2 separate regions of the Homo sapiens genome follow, and region 1 is linked to region 2. Evidence: chromatin loops called from intact Hi-C (ENCODE). Cell type or tissue: endothelial cell of umbilical vein. All regions are shown on one strand. Region 1 has its middle 24 kb from the start of LINC02176. Region 2 holds the start of LOC124903735 (a long non-coding RNA gene).

Evidence for each region. Peaks named below come from ENCODE experiments on the same cell type or tissue, not always from the same donor. Only the 100,000 strongest peaks of a DNase experiment are listed, where the experiment ranks them.
Region 1: a loop joins it to region 2, with 2.7 times the contacts of the local background. A loop is called at or near these places in 9 of 110 quality-filtered maps.

What each region holds. Positions count from the first base shown.
Region 1 is chr16:84,948,361-84,956,360 of GRCh38, reverse strand. No RefSeq gene overlaps it. Among named protein-coding and RNA genes, the nearest start is that of LINC02176, 24 kb to the right of the region's middle. RefSeq lists enhancers at 7,256-7,756, 7,757-8,000. In endothelial cell of umbilical vein, CTCF peaks have their summits at 3,968 (motif pointing right) and 5,257 (motif pointing left); a DNase peak (open chromatin) is centred at 3,970.
Region 2 is chr16:84,506,846-84,514,845 of GRCh38, reverse strand. LOC124903736 (a long non-coding RNA gene) reads right to left here. Exons shown (of 2, transcript XR_007065149.1): 2 at 7,167-7,500. LOC124903735 (a long non-coding RNA gene) reads right to left here and starts at 4,103. Exons shown (of 2, transcript XR_007065148.1): 1 at 3,124-4,103. RefSeq lists enhancers at 19-68, 246-853, 2,991-3,120, 3,401-3,460, 3,551-3,600 and 3 more and a silencer at 7,872-8,000. In endothelial cell of umbilical vein, a CTCF peak has its summit at 3,334 (motif pointing left); a DNase peak (open chromatin) is centred at 3,325.

The sequences.
Region 1 (8,000 bases), 440 kb before region 2:
GCCTCCTGGGTTTAAGCGATTCTCCTGCCTCAGCCTCCCAAGTAGCTGGGAGTACAGGTGTGAGCCACCACGCCTGGCTAAATTTTTGTATTTTTAGTAGAGATGGGGTTTGGTCATGTTGGCCAGGCTAGTCTTGAACTCCTGGCCTCAAGTGATCTGCCCACCTTGGCCTCCCAAAGTCCTGGAATTACAGGCGTGAGCCACCGTGCCTGGCCCAGTTTCTCTCTTCTAAGGACACCAGCCATTGGATTAAGGTCTAGCCTACTCCAGTGTGACCTCATGTTAACGAATTATATTTGCAAAGATTCAATTTCAAAATAGGGTCACATTCACAGGTTTCGGGGATTAGGACCTAAACGTATCTTTTTCGGGGACACAATTCCACCTGGTAGAGTGGGTCAGCATTATGCCTGCCCCCCAACGTACTTTGCTGCCAGCAAAGTGTGAGAAAGACTGAGCCAAGGAGCCATTACCTCCTGGCCTGGGGGTACCGTTGGGGACCCCTGGGCCATTCCACTTTCCCTGGCAGCTGTAGGCTTATTTCCCTTCCAAGGAATGGCTGCCCTGAGGTCAGCCAAGCCAGGTGGAACACAGAGCTTTAGGGCCAGGCCCTGACCTAAGCTCCCTGGGGAGGGAGCACCTTTGACTTTTGGAACGGGAGGGCAGGAAGGTTTGGCCTTGATTGGAGGGCTCTGGGGCACCTGCCAGGCTGCAGGTGTTGACACCTAGCAGCCGCCAGCCCGACCTGATCCCCAGTGCCCAGGCAGGGACCAGAGCGGCTCCCAGGTAGCTGGTGCTGCAGGGAACCTTGGGAGCTCTGCCAAACCAAACAACACATTTCCAGAGAGGTGTGCTGACTGGCCTGAGGTCACACAGCGATCAGACAGGGCCAACATGGGTGGCCGGGGCCCCAACCACATTCCTGCCAATTTGAGCTTCTTAGCCTTTTACCCACCAAGAGGGCACAGGGTGTGGGGGGTAAGTAGTTTTTTTGCCCATGGGAGCCCAGGGCTGATTTTATTTTGAGACAGTCTTGCTCTGTCACCCAGGCTGGAGTGCAGTGGCACCATCTCAGCTCACTGCAGCCTTGCCCTCCCCGGCTAAAGTGATTCTTCCACCTCAACACCCCAAGTAGCTGGGACCACAGGTGTGCACCACCCTACCTGGCTCATTTTTAAAAATTGTTTTTGTAGAGATGGGCTCTCGCTATGTTGCTCAGGCTGGTCTTGGACTCCTAGCCTCAAGCAGTCTTCCTGCCTTGGCCTCCCAAAGTGCTGGGATTACAGCATGAGCCCCACGCCCGGCCAGGGTTGATTTTATAATAGCTTTGTAGTGGCAATCAGGAAGAATCTGTCACCCAATTAGCAGCCAGAATGGAGCTGTGTCAGCAGATGTTTGGGAAAAGGGGCGAGAGGACTGACGTGGCCTGAACCCCTCCTCTGTGCCAGCACTTTCCGCACAGGCTGTCACCAAGTCCCAGCCTCTCCCCTGAGAGGCAGTTAGACACACACCTCACCTGTAGGCAGCCGGAGGTCCACGCAGCTTGGAGTCAGCCTGGAGTTCCCGTCCCTGCTCAGGTCCCCAAGGGGCGTCAGTTCATCTCAGAGAGCCTCAGTTTCCCCATCTGTGAACTGGGGATCACAGGCCCAGTCTCACAGGTGGTCACGAGGATTAGGAATCACATCCCAGGAACGGCCACATAGGAGCTCAAGAAAGATGACGGGTGGATTTTCGACGGGTTCTGTAACAAATGTCCACAGACTTAGCAGCTTAAAAACCTCATTTGTCATTTACGGTTCCACAGGTCAGAAACCCAGCCTCAGTCTCCCTGGGCTTGGGTCACGGTCAACAGGGCTGGTAACTTCTGGGGGTTCTGGGGGAGAATCTGTTTCCCTGCCTTTTCCAGCGTCCAGAGGTCACTGGCATCCCATGGCTCCTGGCCGCTTCGTCCACCTTCAGAGCCGGCAATGTTGCATCTCTGCTGCTGCTTCGGTAATCACAGCACCCTCGGAAAGGTTCTATCACGGCTCCCTCTGACCACAGCTCAGAAAGGTTCCACCACGGCTCCCTCCGACCGCAGCTCAGAAAGGTTCTCTGATTCTAAGGACTCGTGTGACTCGATTAGGTCCACCTGGATGACCCGGGTTACCCTCCCTATGGCAAGGTGCCCCTTGCCCCACCTGCAAAGTGCCTTTTGCCACGTCAGGTAACCTGCACAGGTTTGGGGAATTAGGGCGAGCTGAATCGCCGAGCTCATCGGGCCACAGGTGAGTTGAGTTGAATTCTGGAAAGCAAGGGAGGCCTGGGCTGGCCTCTGGCGGTTCTTTTTGGAAGAAGAAGATTCCACTAAAACCAGCTCATTCTAGGACCACTTCCCATCTTTCTGCTGTTTTTGACTCTTTTCAAAGAGGCCCTGTCTAGCCAAGGAGACTGGGTCACGTCTGCCAAACCTTTGCTTCAAAATAAACCCTACTAGGAAATTTCCATGGGACTGGGCCCTTTTCTTCCCCCACGGACCTGCTTGAAGTTCAAAACCTGGCGGGGCTTCTGTACAAAAGGGCACCGGTCATTACGCGGCCCTGAGAGCAGGTTTTCTGTTGTTGTTTGTGTGGGTTTTGTTTGCTTTCCCCGTCTCCATCTCTCCACCCGGTGGGGTCGTAGCAAGATGGTCACCTCTGTCACCTCCCCCAAGTCCCTCTTGCAGCCGCCTCCTTGCTGTTTGCCTTTCTGTCCCCAGGGCTGCATCTTGCACGTGTCCCCTGTCTGATTTCCACTGTGGTCAGGTCACGTGTGGCTCTGGGAATTCCAGGAAAGCCTGGCTTTCAAGACCACTGTCTCATCAAACACTTAAACCTTAAAAACCCTTATTTTGATGCTCAAAGCTGAGTGTGGATTCCTCTGTACCTGTTCTCTTCCCTGAGCAAGAAGCCTCATTTTCAGAGCCTGGTCGTGATAGGAGAAGAGGTGCTGGGGGCCCCCAAAAGAAACTTCCGGAGCTATTTCATAACATCCTTTGCCTGTAGACGTAAAGCCAGCAGCCAGCAAGTGGCAGTCCATTCATGGGACACAGCCCTCTCCAGGAATCACTAAGCTCATATTTGCTGCTCTGTGCTGGGGCTCTCTGGAAGGACAAAAGACACCAGCAATGTGGAAGGGAAATGGGGCTTTGGGATGGGAGGGGACTTGGTTTCCTGACCCTTTTGCACCGTGACACTGGACATGTGTCTGAGTGTCTTTTACTGAAGGAGGAAACATTCCTTCTCTTGCCTCTTTCCAGAAAAGGTCAGGTGGCTCAATTCATCCTGTCTGAAATGAAGAATGAAACAGTTGGTGGTGGTCTTTTGCTGGCAGGCTGTACTTTGGGAAGTCCCCAGGCCATGGCTGATAAGGGCCTGCGGCCTATGGTGCAGTCTCAAGCAGAGAGAGGCCACAGGCATGTGAGGGAGGCCCTGGCCTTGGGGCCCCCTTTGTCTGGCTGGTGGAGTTTATCTCCCTTCCCAGATGAGGCCAGGAGCTGTGGAGTCAGCTCCTGGCCTCTCTGCCCATTGGCTGGCTGTCTGCCTGGGGCCTGAGATTCACCAGCCCTGCACGAAGATTAAGGGGATCAGGATTCCATCCCCTCCCCTTGCTCAACCTCTGAAGTCAGGTCCCAGCCAGGCACCCATTGGAGAAAACCCAGGCTAGCCAGACCTTCTGCCGTCTGGGTCAGCTCCGTGTAGCGCTGGCCTGTCTGTCTGGTGTCTCCTGGAGAGCATGACTTGGTGGTGTGCCATCTCAAATGTCTCCCGCCAGCTGCAGACTTGGTTATTGCCTTTTGTGAGCGGTGTTCACCCAGCGTTAATGGAATGGGCATTCTCTGAAGGGCTGCAAGTAACACTTAGAACCAAGCCCAGGACTGGCCGGGCAGCAATGTCTGCAGCCTGGAGCTGCCCATGTATGTTAAGAGTGTCATTCCCTAAAAGGCCACCAGAGGGTGCTGCTCAGAGCCACATCGCGACAAACCCTCTATGGCTCCTTATGGCTCTCAGGATGAGGGCTGGGGCTCACAAGCCGGTGTACAAAGTTGTGAATGATCTGGCCGCTGACCTCTCCAGCTCCATCTTATTCTCCTCCGTGCTATGTGTTCCAGCCACGCTGGCTTCCTCACAGTTGCTGGAAAAGATTATTTCCTGCAGCCGCAGGTCTTTTGCACATGTTATGCCCACTTCTTTTTTTTTTTTTTTTTTTGAGACGGAGTTTCGCTCTTGTTGCCAGGCTGGAGCGCAGTGGTGCGATCTCGGCTCACTGCAACCTCCATCTCCCAGGTTCAAGTGATTCTCCTGCCTCAGCCTCCCAAGCAGCTGGGATTACAGGCGCCCGCCAGCACGCCCAGCTAATCTTTGTATTTCTAATAGAGATGGGGTTTCACCATGTTTTCCAGGCCAGTCTCGAGCTCCTGACCTCAGGTGATCCACCAGCCTTGTCCTCCCAAAGTGCTGGGATTACAGGCATGAGCCACCGTGCCCAGCTAATTTTTGTATTTCTAATAGAGATGGGGTTTCACCATGTTGTCCAGGCTGGCCTTGAACTCGTGACCTCAGGTGATCTGCCTGCCTCATCCTCCCAAAGTGCTGGGATTACAGGTGTGAGCCATTGTTCCCGGCCCCGCCCACTTCTTAGAAGGCTGTTCCACTCATCTTCACCCAGAGAAGTCCTAGTCACCCTTTAGGCCTTACCTGAAACACTGGTCCCAGAGTGAGGGGCCTTTCTAAACCCCTCCTTGAAGTCACTGGACCCTGCTCGACATGCTGGAGCCCAGCATTCTCCCTGCAGCAGGCGCCACCCATGCAGTGAAGTCATGAGTTCTGTCCTGGCTTGTCCACTGTCTGTCTTCACTGCTGGTTCCCTATGCCCTGTGCAGTGCCTGGCACCTAGGAGCTGCTCAGGAAGCTGTATTGCACTGGATGCTCACTGAACGCCACCTGGTATAGATATTAGTGCTGGGCACCAAATATTTCTGGTTGTCTCTCTTCTAGGCACCTGGTAGGATTAGACTTTCTGCCCCTTTTGAGGGGATGTGGCACGCATTGTCATTCTCCTACCTGTAGCCGGGAAGCATGTGAGCAGAAGAGACATGCGTCCCTGCCCAGGCTGGAGCATTTACTCACCAACGTGAGCGCCTCTGGCACGGCTGCTGGCAACCGTTGAGATGTGGCTACTCCCTGAGCTGGGGCCCCCTAGTGTCCATGATGAGCAGAACCCCCCGCTGGCCTCTGACACAGAGAATGAGCAAGGAACACATCCTTATTGTCTTCAGCCACTGGGATTTGGGGTTTGTTTGTCACAGCGGCACAATGTGGCCAGTCCTGACTGATACACCACCTGCTGCCCAAAGGCAGGAAAAGTGCAATCACCCTGGGGCCGAGCTGGCTTAGGGGGCCAAGATCTAGGAGTGCTTGAAGGTGGTCAGGAAGCAAAGGCTCTGTGGCAGCTGGGGGAAGGCTGGTGTGGCTGCAGCAGCAGGCGCTGGGAATGGGCCCAGACAGGTCACAGGGTCAGACCCTACTGGGCCCAGTAGATCATAAGGGTGTGGCTCTTTAGGTTCATACCATGCCTGGTCCAGCGCCCTCAGTTGGTGGAACTCATTGTTAAATAGCAATTAATAAATTGGCAATAGATTTATATAAATTTTTTAGAGATAGGGTCTTGCTCTGTTGTCCAGGCTGGAGTGCAGTGGAAAAATAATTTACTCCTAAGAAATTAATACAATTGATTTCATTTGTTATTTAATAATTTAATCAATGACTAAAAATTAATCAATTAAATAATAACTTGAGGTCTCAGAGAAGGGTTCTTTTTCCCCTTTCTTCATACACACGAAATATATTTTTCTACTTGGCCTGAAATTCCACCATTAGAGTAAAATTCCTCTGGCTTGTGAGGAATGGGTCCAGCTGAGGCAGGGGGTGAAGGGTGATGGGCACGGCACTCCAGAGGTTGTGCAGCTCGGTGGCCCTTAGGTGACATTTGAACAGAGACCAGGACAATGGGAGAGAGGGAGTCATGTGGGGCTCAGGAATGGTGTGCAGATGGAAGGAACAGCATGTACGAAGGCCTGAGGCAGGACATCCTTCTGTTTAGAGAACTAGGAGCCGATGCCAACCTGGAGGGAGAGGGAGAGGGCTAGGATAGCTGGGAAGATAATTACATGGCTGTGCAGAAAGCTGAAGGAGGTGTTAGTTGGATGTGGGAGTCAAAAGGAGTCCAGGCCACTTTCTCTTTTTATCAAACTGGAGAAACACACCTCCTTTCCATTTTAATGTCTCTGGAATCAGGATGCTCCTCACCTGCAGTGGCAGCTCATATTTGATGAAATACGGTAATTGCAAAGCCGGTTCAAGAAGCAAAGGTTTAGCCCTTGAGTGGAGCCCTTGAAGAGTTGCTGCTGTACTCATGGTTGGTGGCACCGAGAGAACATGGACCTTGATCACTCAGAGTTAAGGAGTGATTCAGAGAGTCAGACTCCAAAAGTGAAGAAGTTTAGGACATTCTGTAATCCACCCATTTCACTCGTGTTTCCTTTGTTTACGTGTGCCCGGAGTGTTCATAAGAATCTAAATAAGTCTCGCAGAGCTCTTTTGGCAAGTATCAAATACAAACTAAGGGATACGCAGGCCCCGCGGTGGAGGATTCGCGCTTCCTTTCTCAGAGGCACAGGTTGGTGGAGAGCCTCAGGACTCGGGCTTAGACCCTAGTTCTGCGACTTAGCACCTGTGTGACCTGATACCTGCTCCTCCCCTGTAGAAACATCAGAGAGAGGCACACCCCACCACACACACGGAGACACACGCAGAGATGCACCTGAGGCACACATGCACACATAAAACCACACAGACACGCACACACACACAGACAAAACCACACAGACAAGCACACACAGACACAGACAAAACCACAAACACACACAGACAAAACCACAGACATGTGCACACACACAGACAAAACCACACAGACACGCACAGACACAGACAAAACCACACACGCACACACAGACAAAAGCACACAGAGACACGTGCACACACACAGACAAAACCACACAGACACACACAGACACAGACACGCACACACACACAGACAAAACCACACAGAGACACGTGCACACACAGACAAAACCACACAGACATGCACACACACACACAGACAAAACCACACAGAGACACATGCACACACACAGACAAAACCACAGACACACACACACACAGACACAGACAAAAGCACACAGACACACACACACACACAGACAAAACCACACAGATTCACACATGCACACACAGACAAAACCACACAGAGACACACACAGACAAAACCACACAGACACAAGCACACACAGACCAAACCACACAGACACATGCACACACACGGAAAAAAACACACAGAGACACACACACAGACAAAACCACACAGGGACACACACACACAAAACTACACAGGAACACACACACACACACACATAGCCACAGCACCGCCTGGCACCTGGAGTCCTGGCCGGCACAAGGTCGGTGCTCAGTCAGTATCTGCTGAGTGACTGAGGAAGTCAGCACTGCCCCTCATGTGCCACAGTGGGAGGCACTGGGGGAGAGTCCCAACGCCTGTCTCAGGTGGGAGGCCCTAGAGGCGCAGCCCCAGGTGAGGACCTGCGTGCAGGCACCGTGGGAGTGCCCGGCCGGGCGGGCTTTGGGTGCAGAAGCAGGGCAGGCTAGGGACCGGAGGAAGCCTGGCCAGGGCCCCATTTCAGCCCCAGCCCAGCCCCAGCCTGATTCGTGGGCAGGCAAGCGGGAGGCAGTCTTCAGGCAAGGGAGCTGGGCCTCTGACCCCGCAGCCTCAGGCCGCAGAGTGACCCAGAGGGACTTTGGCCAGGTGTCTGCTGTAGCCTGAAGGCAGCCCCCGGAAGGGGTGTTTGCAGGTGCTGGCCACGGGAACGACAGCACCGAGAGATCCGTGGGGACCTCTGTGAGTTACCA
Region 2 (8,000 bases):
CAGGGTGCCTGGTGCCCAAGATAAAGTGACAGGAGCTCTGAGCCTGGGGTTCCTGTGCAGTGGCAAGACAGCAGCGGCAGAAATCAGCTGCAGAATTTAAGTTGGTGGGGCTTTTGGATGGGGCATAACCCTCCCCCACGACCCCTCCTTAGCCTCGTGGCTCACCCACGGGGTCTTTCCCCACACCATCCTCCCCCAGATCAGGCTTCTCCACTGTCCTTGAAGCCTGTACTGTCGTCAAAGAACATCACCTCCCTCCACCCCCATTATTTTCATCCCAGTTCTGGGCTGCGGGCCACGTAAGCCAAGGTGGGGTGGAGAGTGGGCAGGAAGATCTTGGGGACACCTGAAGGATGAGGGAGGGAAGAACATGGGGACACGTGTTCCAGGCAAAGTGGAAAGGCCCGGGTGAAGGAGTTGAGCTGGGCCGTGCGCGTGGGGAGAGAGGACCATGGAAAGGTCGGGGTGAAGGAGTCGAGCTGGGCCCTGCATGTGGGGAGAGACCAGGCCCAGATGGTGGGGGCTGAGTGAGAGGGCAGCCTAGGGTGGTGGGCAGTCGTGGAAGGGTTTTAAAGTAGGTGAGAGGCAGGATCCATTTTACCTGGGGGAACTGAGTGGGGCAGGAGCAACCAACCGACCATTTGTTCATTCGGTAGCCATTTCTTTTTCTTTCTTTCTTTCTTTTTTTTTTTTTTTTGACTGGCTCTGTCACCCAGGCTGAAGTGTGGTGACACAATCACAACTCGCTTTAGCCTCTACATCCTAGGCTCAAGCAATCTTCCCTCCCCAGCCTCCCGAGTAGCTGGGACCAGAGACGTGGGCCACCACGCCCAGCTAATTTTTGACTCTTTGTAGGGTTGAGGGACCTCCCTGTGTTGCCCAGGCTGGTCTTGAAATCCTGGGCTCAAGTGATCCTCCCATCTTGGCCTCCCAAAGTGCTGGGATTCCAGGTGTGAGCCACCACTCTCGGTGAGCAGCTGTTTCTTGAGCCCCGGCTGCGGGCCAGACCAGGCCCAGGTGCAAGGGACATACACATGACGTCCCTGCGCTCAGGCTCTGTGTCTTGGTGGCACTTAGAGGACAGGGTGACAGTCTCCCTCAGCCTTTTGGACGCTGCTTTTCCTTTGCTGCCTTTTCCTGGATTTTTCTTGTTATCCGAAAGACCGCCAGGGTGGCTAAATGGTAGAAAGGAGAGCTTGGCGGGGGTATCAGTTTGCAAACTGGAAGAGACGGTCTCCAGTGTGTGCCAAAGGTAACCCCTCTTCCAAGAGGGGAGGAACAGGCTGGGTTTTATGCCTAACAGGGCCTGTAGCCCACAATAGTTGTACATATTCAGCAGGTTCGGGAGGAAGTGATATATATTTATGAAGGGAGCCGAGTGCATGGGCAGTGGGTAAACACATGTGACATACATATAACGTATATCACATGTTCACGTTGGAGTGAGGTTAGCATTAAAGAGAGGTGGAACTTGGCTCTTTGTGTGAAAAGGTGAACTGTAGGGCACACAGTCTGTGGGTAGCTTCTGTAAGCCGCCGAAACAGGCTTAAGGTCTGTAATTACTTATGGGAAAAGAATGTAAGTCCATTCCTTCGTCCGGTCAGAGTTGTAGCGGTTGGGATTGTAAATCAGAGTTAGGATAATTTGCCTGATAGCTCCAATTATTAGGGTGTTTTGCAAATGTGTTTTTTTTTTTCTTGCCGCCATAGGGATTTTAAAATTTGCCATGCCAGGCCAGGTGCAGTGGCTCATGCCTGTAATACCAGCACTTTGGGAAGCTGAGGTGGGCAGATCACGTGAGGTCAGGAGTTCGAGACTAGCCTGGGCAACATGATGAAACCCTGTCTGTACAAAAAATATAAAAATTAGCCAGGTATGGTGGCACATGCCTGTAATCCCAGATTCTTGGGAGGCTGAGGTGGGAGAATCGCTTCAGCCCAGGAGGCAGAGGTTGCACTGAGCCAAGATCGCGCCACTGCACTCCAGCCGGGGTGTCAAATAAATAAATTGGGCCAGGTGTGGTGGCTCACACCTGTAAACCCAGGACTTTGGGAGGCTGAGGCGGGCTGATCACGAGGTCAGGAGTTTGAGACCAGCCTGGCCAACATTGTGAAACCCCGTCTCTACCACAAATACAAAAATTAGCTGGGTGTGGTGGCGCATGCCTATAATCCCAGCTACTCAGGAGTTTGAGGTGGGAGAATTGCTTGAACCTGGGAGGCGGAGGTTGCAGTGAGCCGAGAGCACGCCATTGTACTCCAGCCTGGATGACAGTGAGACTCTGTCTCAAAAAAGAAAAAAATTAATTAATTTCCCATGCCAGCTGGGCCCTGAACCTTGAACACTGGAACCACAGGTAACTTTGTTTCCTTAACCTTATGGTCCATCTTAGCTGATACAGGGGCATCTATTTTGGCCTCTCAGATCACATTTCCTATCACCTCTGAAAGGATCCTGACTTAAGTTTTACCTGGGTAATTCAGAGGTGGGAAGAGGCAAGAACCCTAAGTTACTATTGGGTGCCCTAACTTTGAAAACCGCTGGGCCCTTCCCCCTGGTTGTAAGTTTCCACTTTGTTCTCACACCATGTGACCAGCACCCTGTCCCCCAATTCTCACCCCTACCTCCACTGTCCTAACCGAACTCAGTGCTCCAATGGCCAAGCGTTCAGGAAATGGTTTCCAAAAGCCAAAAAATGATCCAAGAGTACAGAATAGAAGGGGAGTGGAAGGGCAGCCTCATAGCAGGAGAGGCGGACAGGTGCCACCTCAGCCAGGTACTCAAGGGCGACATCGACGGCCGTGAGCCACACTGATAGTTCTGGCCCTTGAAACGATGTGACGAGAAGGGCCACTTCACCTCTGGGGTCTGTCTCCCAGACCCATACCCCCGTCCAATCACGAGGAGACCATCAGCTAAATCACAATAGTGGGGGACACTTGACTGAATCCCTGACCAGGACTCCTCAAATTGTCAAGAGCATCAGAAACAAAGAGTCTGAGCAACCGCGAGAGCCAGGAGCAGCCTGGGGACACCTGATGGCTAAATGTCTCGTGGGACCTGGGGTAGAAAAGGACATTAGGCAAACACGAAGGAAGAGTGAATAAAATGCAGGTGACTTACTCATATATGAATTGGCTCCTTCATGGTGACAGATGGACCAGAGTCATGTCAGATGTTAAGGCGCAGTGGAACAGGGTGCGGGTCGCACACGAACTCTCTATCATATTCTCAACAGTCCTTTATGTCTAAAACCATTGTAAGATTTCTTATTTAAAAACCATCACGGTAGCCATGTGTTTTGCGGTGATCGCGAGCGCCACCTGGTGGACACAGGACAGCATTGGCCGTGACCAACCTCCCTGGAAAGGAAGGAACCATTGCAGAGGATGCATGATGCGATGAGCCGCTGTGATTGATTCCGGTCTTGGGAAATGGAAAAGGCAGCTTCCTGCCCCGCAGTGGCTCCCAGTCCGGTGGAGGGAAATGGTGCAAGGCAAATTCAGGACTCCTGGTCACAGCCAGCATCTGTTCCATCTTTACCTGGGGTTAGGGACCAAGCTGACGGATCCCATCTTAACTCGTCCAAGGCAGCCTGGAGGGGTGCCACAATGCAGTCAGCCTTGTTTCCTGCTGCCCCTCAAACCTGCTCAGTGGGAACGCGGGAAGAGGGCTGCCCTCTTGTCCCTTCTTTCTACGCTATGAAAAGCCCAGACCTTTCCCGTGATTTTTTTTTTTTTTTTTTGACTATTCCTAGGGAATTAGTTCCTGGTACCACTTTAGATCAAAAGCAGTCTCTATTCATGAATTTAAAATGTTCGGTCCCAGGTAGTAAAATGTGGATGCTGACTTACCATTAGCTTTCCCCCATGCCCCCAAGAGCCTACTGGGGCAGCAGGGACTGTGGTTTTTCTCTTCCCTGCTACCCTCCTTCCATGTAGCTGCTGTTTTTGATGAGGATTGCCAGATAACAGGATGCCAAGCTAAGTTTGCATTTCAGATAAAGAGTGAACACTTTTTTAGTATAATTACATCTCATGCAATATTGGGGTCTTTTTCTACTAAAAAAAAAGTATTTGAAACTCAAACTTAGCTGGGCTTTTTTTTTTTTTTTTTTGACAGGATCTCACTCTGTTGCCGAGGCTGGAGTACAGTGGTACGATCATAGCTCACTGCAGCCTTGACCTCGTAGGCTCAAGTGATCCTCCTATCTTAGCCTCCCAAGTAGCTGGGGCCACAGGCTATTCATGAATTTAAAATTCATGCACCACCATGCCAGGCTAATTTTTGTCTAAGATACAAGGTCTCAATATGTTCTCCAGACTGGTCTTGAACTTCTGGACTAAAGCAATCCTCCTGCCTTGGTCTCCCAAAGCATTGGGAGCCACTGCACCTGGCCACTATCCTCTATTTTTTTTTTTTTTTTTTTTGAGTTGGAGTCTGGCTCTGTCACTCAGGCTGGAGTGCAGTGGCGTGATTTTGGCCCACTGCAAACTCTGCCTCCCGGGTTCAAGCAATTCTCCTTTTTCAGCCTCCTGAGTAGCTGGGATTACAGGAGTGCATCACCGCCCCTGGCTAATTTTTGTTTTTTAGTAGAGACAGGGTTTCACCATGTTGGCCAGGCTGGTTTCGAACTCCTGACATTGTGATCTGCTCGCCTCGGCCTCCCAAAGTGCTGGGATTACAGGCGTGAGCCACTGTACCTGGCCACCTATATTTTTATTTTTGGTGTCTGACCGCCTGATTTGTGACCCCCTTCCGGCTCGGAAGGAGGGATAGGGCACGGGAAGTTTTCACTTGCCCAGTGGGGTGAGATGTTGGCTTCCCATTGGTGCTATGAGAAATGACCCAAAAACTCAGTGGCTGAAGACACGTTAATGTGTTCTTACAGTCCCGCAATCAGAAGCCTAAAATCAAGGGGTCAGCAGCATGGTGTCCTCTGTGGAGGCTCTAGAGGAGATTCCCTTCCCTCTTCCATCTTCAGGGCGGTAGCGTGGCACTGTCCAGTGCCTCCTGCCCCCACCTGCTTCCCTACTTCCATCGCGGTCTCCTCCCAACCCTGAGCCTCCTGTCTTCCCCCATTAGGATTGCTGTGATTGCCTGGGGCCCACCTGGGTAATCCAGGATAATCGCCTCATTTCAAAGTCCTTAACTCAGTCGCATATGCGAAGTCCCTCTTGCCGTGTCAGGTAACATATGCGCAGGTTCTGGGGATTAGGTCATGGACGTCTTTGGGGGCTGTTCTGTGTCCCAAGGGGGTAAGCTGGCTTCAGGCGATCTGTGGCCCATGTTTCAAGTTGACTTTGAGCTTGTGGTCACTTGTGTGGATGTCCTTTGCGACTCTCCTAGCAGGCGGTGCCTGCTGCAGCCCTTAGCTGGGCAGTACCTGGCCTTTCACCCTCCTGGTTCACCCTGGGTCCTGGTTCACCCTGGGTCCTGGGTCACCCTGGGTCCTGGTTCACCCTGGGTCCTGGTCCTGTAGCCCCTCACTGCTGGGCTCCTGGTGTTCTACGGAAGGTCTCCTTCTGCGATGTCTCCAGGCTGCTGTGGCCACCTGTCCCAGATGCCCCACCTCTGACCTGCTGCTGGGAGGCAGGGCAGTCAGTTCCTGGCAACAGACCTTGCTCTGCTGCCCTGGCCCCTCAGCTGCCTCACGCGTGACATGGCCATTGGCTGGAGCTCTCCGAGGCAGGGCCACTGAAGCCCCCGAGCCCTGAGAGGCTGACCCTGCACTCACTCTAAGGGGAAATGGAACTCGGCCCTCTAGCAGGCCTCCACAGCCTTGACCCTTTCACACCACCATCTGTGTGAGGCCTCAAAAGATTGTGCACTTTCCTTGAAAAAAAAAAAAAAAAAAGAAAAATCTTAGTATCACTCCCATCGCATAAAATTAAGCATATTGAAGTGTATAATTCCATGACATTGAGGATAATACGTTCACAATTGCTGTACTATTGCCTCTGTTTAGTCCCAAAATATTTTTATTACCCCTGAAGGAGACCCCAGAGCCATTATTAGCAGTCACTCCTCATTCCTAACGCTCCAGCACTGGCAACCGCAATCTACTTTCTGTCTCTAAATTTGTCTTTTCTGAACATTTTACATCAAAGCTACAATATGTGGTCCTTTGTGTCTGGCTGCTTTCACGTAACCACAGTTTTTTTTTTTTTTTTTTTTTGAGGCAAAGTCTTACTCTGTCACCCAGGCTGTAGTGCAGTGCGCGATCTTGGCTCACTGCAACCTCTGCCTCCTGGATTCAAGCAATTCTCACGTCTCAGCCTCTTGAGTAGCTAAAATTACAGGCGCCCACCACCATGCCCGACTAATTTTTGTATTTTTAGTAGAGACAGGGTTTCACCATGTTGGCCAGGCTGGTCTGAAACTCCTGAGCTCAGGTGATCCACCGAGGTAGGTGATCCACCTACCTCGGCCTCCCAAAGTGCTGCGATTACAGGCATGAGCCACTGCGCCTGGCCATAACATCAGATTTTCAAGGATTATCCACGTTGTAATGTGTCAGTGGTTCATTCCTTTTTTTTAAATTGCCAAATATTATTCCATTGTGTGGATATACCATATCTTGTCTATCCATTCTTCAGATGGGCTTTTATCTTTTTTCCACTTTAGGCTATCGTGAACAGTGCTGCTTGAACATCCAGTACTAGTGTGTGTTTGAATACAGGTTTTCAGCTTTGTGGTGTATCTAGGCGTGGGACTGCTGGTCCTATGGTAACTCTGTTTAACTTTTTGAGGACTGATTTCCCCCATGGCTGAACCATTTCACCAGCAGTGCGGGAGGAGAGAACTACCTCCTCTCCAACACTCGCTATTTAAAAAACTTTAGCCCTCTTAGGCCGGGCATGGTGGCTCATGTCTGTAATCCCAGCACTTTGGGAGGTCAAGGTGTGAGGATCGCTTGAGCCCAGGAGTTCGAGACCAGCCTGGGCAACATCGCGAGGCCCCATCTCTACAAAAAATAAAAATAGCCTGGTGTGGTGGGGTACGCCGGTGGTCCCAGCTACTTACGAGGCTGAGGTGGGAGGATGGCTTGAGCCTGGGAGGTCGAGGCTGCAGTGAGCTGAGCCGTGATTGCATCACTGCACTCCAGACTGGGTGATAGAGCAAGATCCTGTCTCAAAAACAAAACAAAAACGTTAGCTATCCTAGTGGGTGAGCCGTACATTTATTTTTGATTTTCAATTTTGAATTGTTGCATGTGGTCCGGCAAGCACTGCACAATAGAATAACTGCCTGCCACATGTGGCCATTCAAACTGAAAATGAGAATAAATTCAATAAAATGAACTCGACTTCCTCTACTGCACAAGTCAGCCGTGGCTTCCGGCTCCATGCTGGCGGCACAGATGGATCGTTGCCCGCCTCACCGAGTGCTGCTGGAGGCTGCTGGTGGTGCCTCCTCAGGGCACGGCTGCTCCTGCGTTTGCTGCTTGGTGGTGGCCTCCTAACAGCCTGGCCCAGAAGGTGGTCCATGCAGCCCAAACTTGGGTTCCAGAGATGGGGAGTCGGGGGCAAGGAGCACATGGGGAAGAGAGAGTGGATGCTCAGCCACAATGGGGGCCCGGTGGTGGCTCAGCCTTTCTGTGGAGGTGTCAAAGCTGGACATGGAAAATTGGGCAGGGATGTCGCTAGCAGAGGCACCGCTGTGGATGGCAGGACCAGCCTGGTCAGGACCTCTGGGAGCCAAGGAGAGTTCAGTGCCCAAAGTCAGCATAAAAAACAGAAGCTGGTGCCCCGGGGGCAGTTGGACAGCCCATGGACATCCCCGGGAGCACCAGCTTGTTGAAATAGCATGATGTATATTTTTAAAAGAGTCTCACTTTATATGCAAAATGTCAAGCAATATAAATCTCTTATTTAAAAAAATTGAGAATACCAGGGGCGGTGGCTCATGCCTGTAATCCCAGCATTTTGGGAGGCCGAGGTGGGTGGATTACCTAAGGTCAGGAGTTCGAGACCAGCCTGGCCAACGTGGTGAAACCC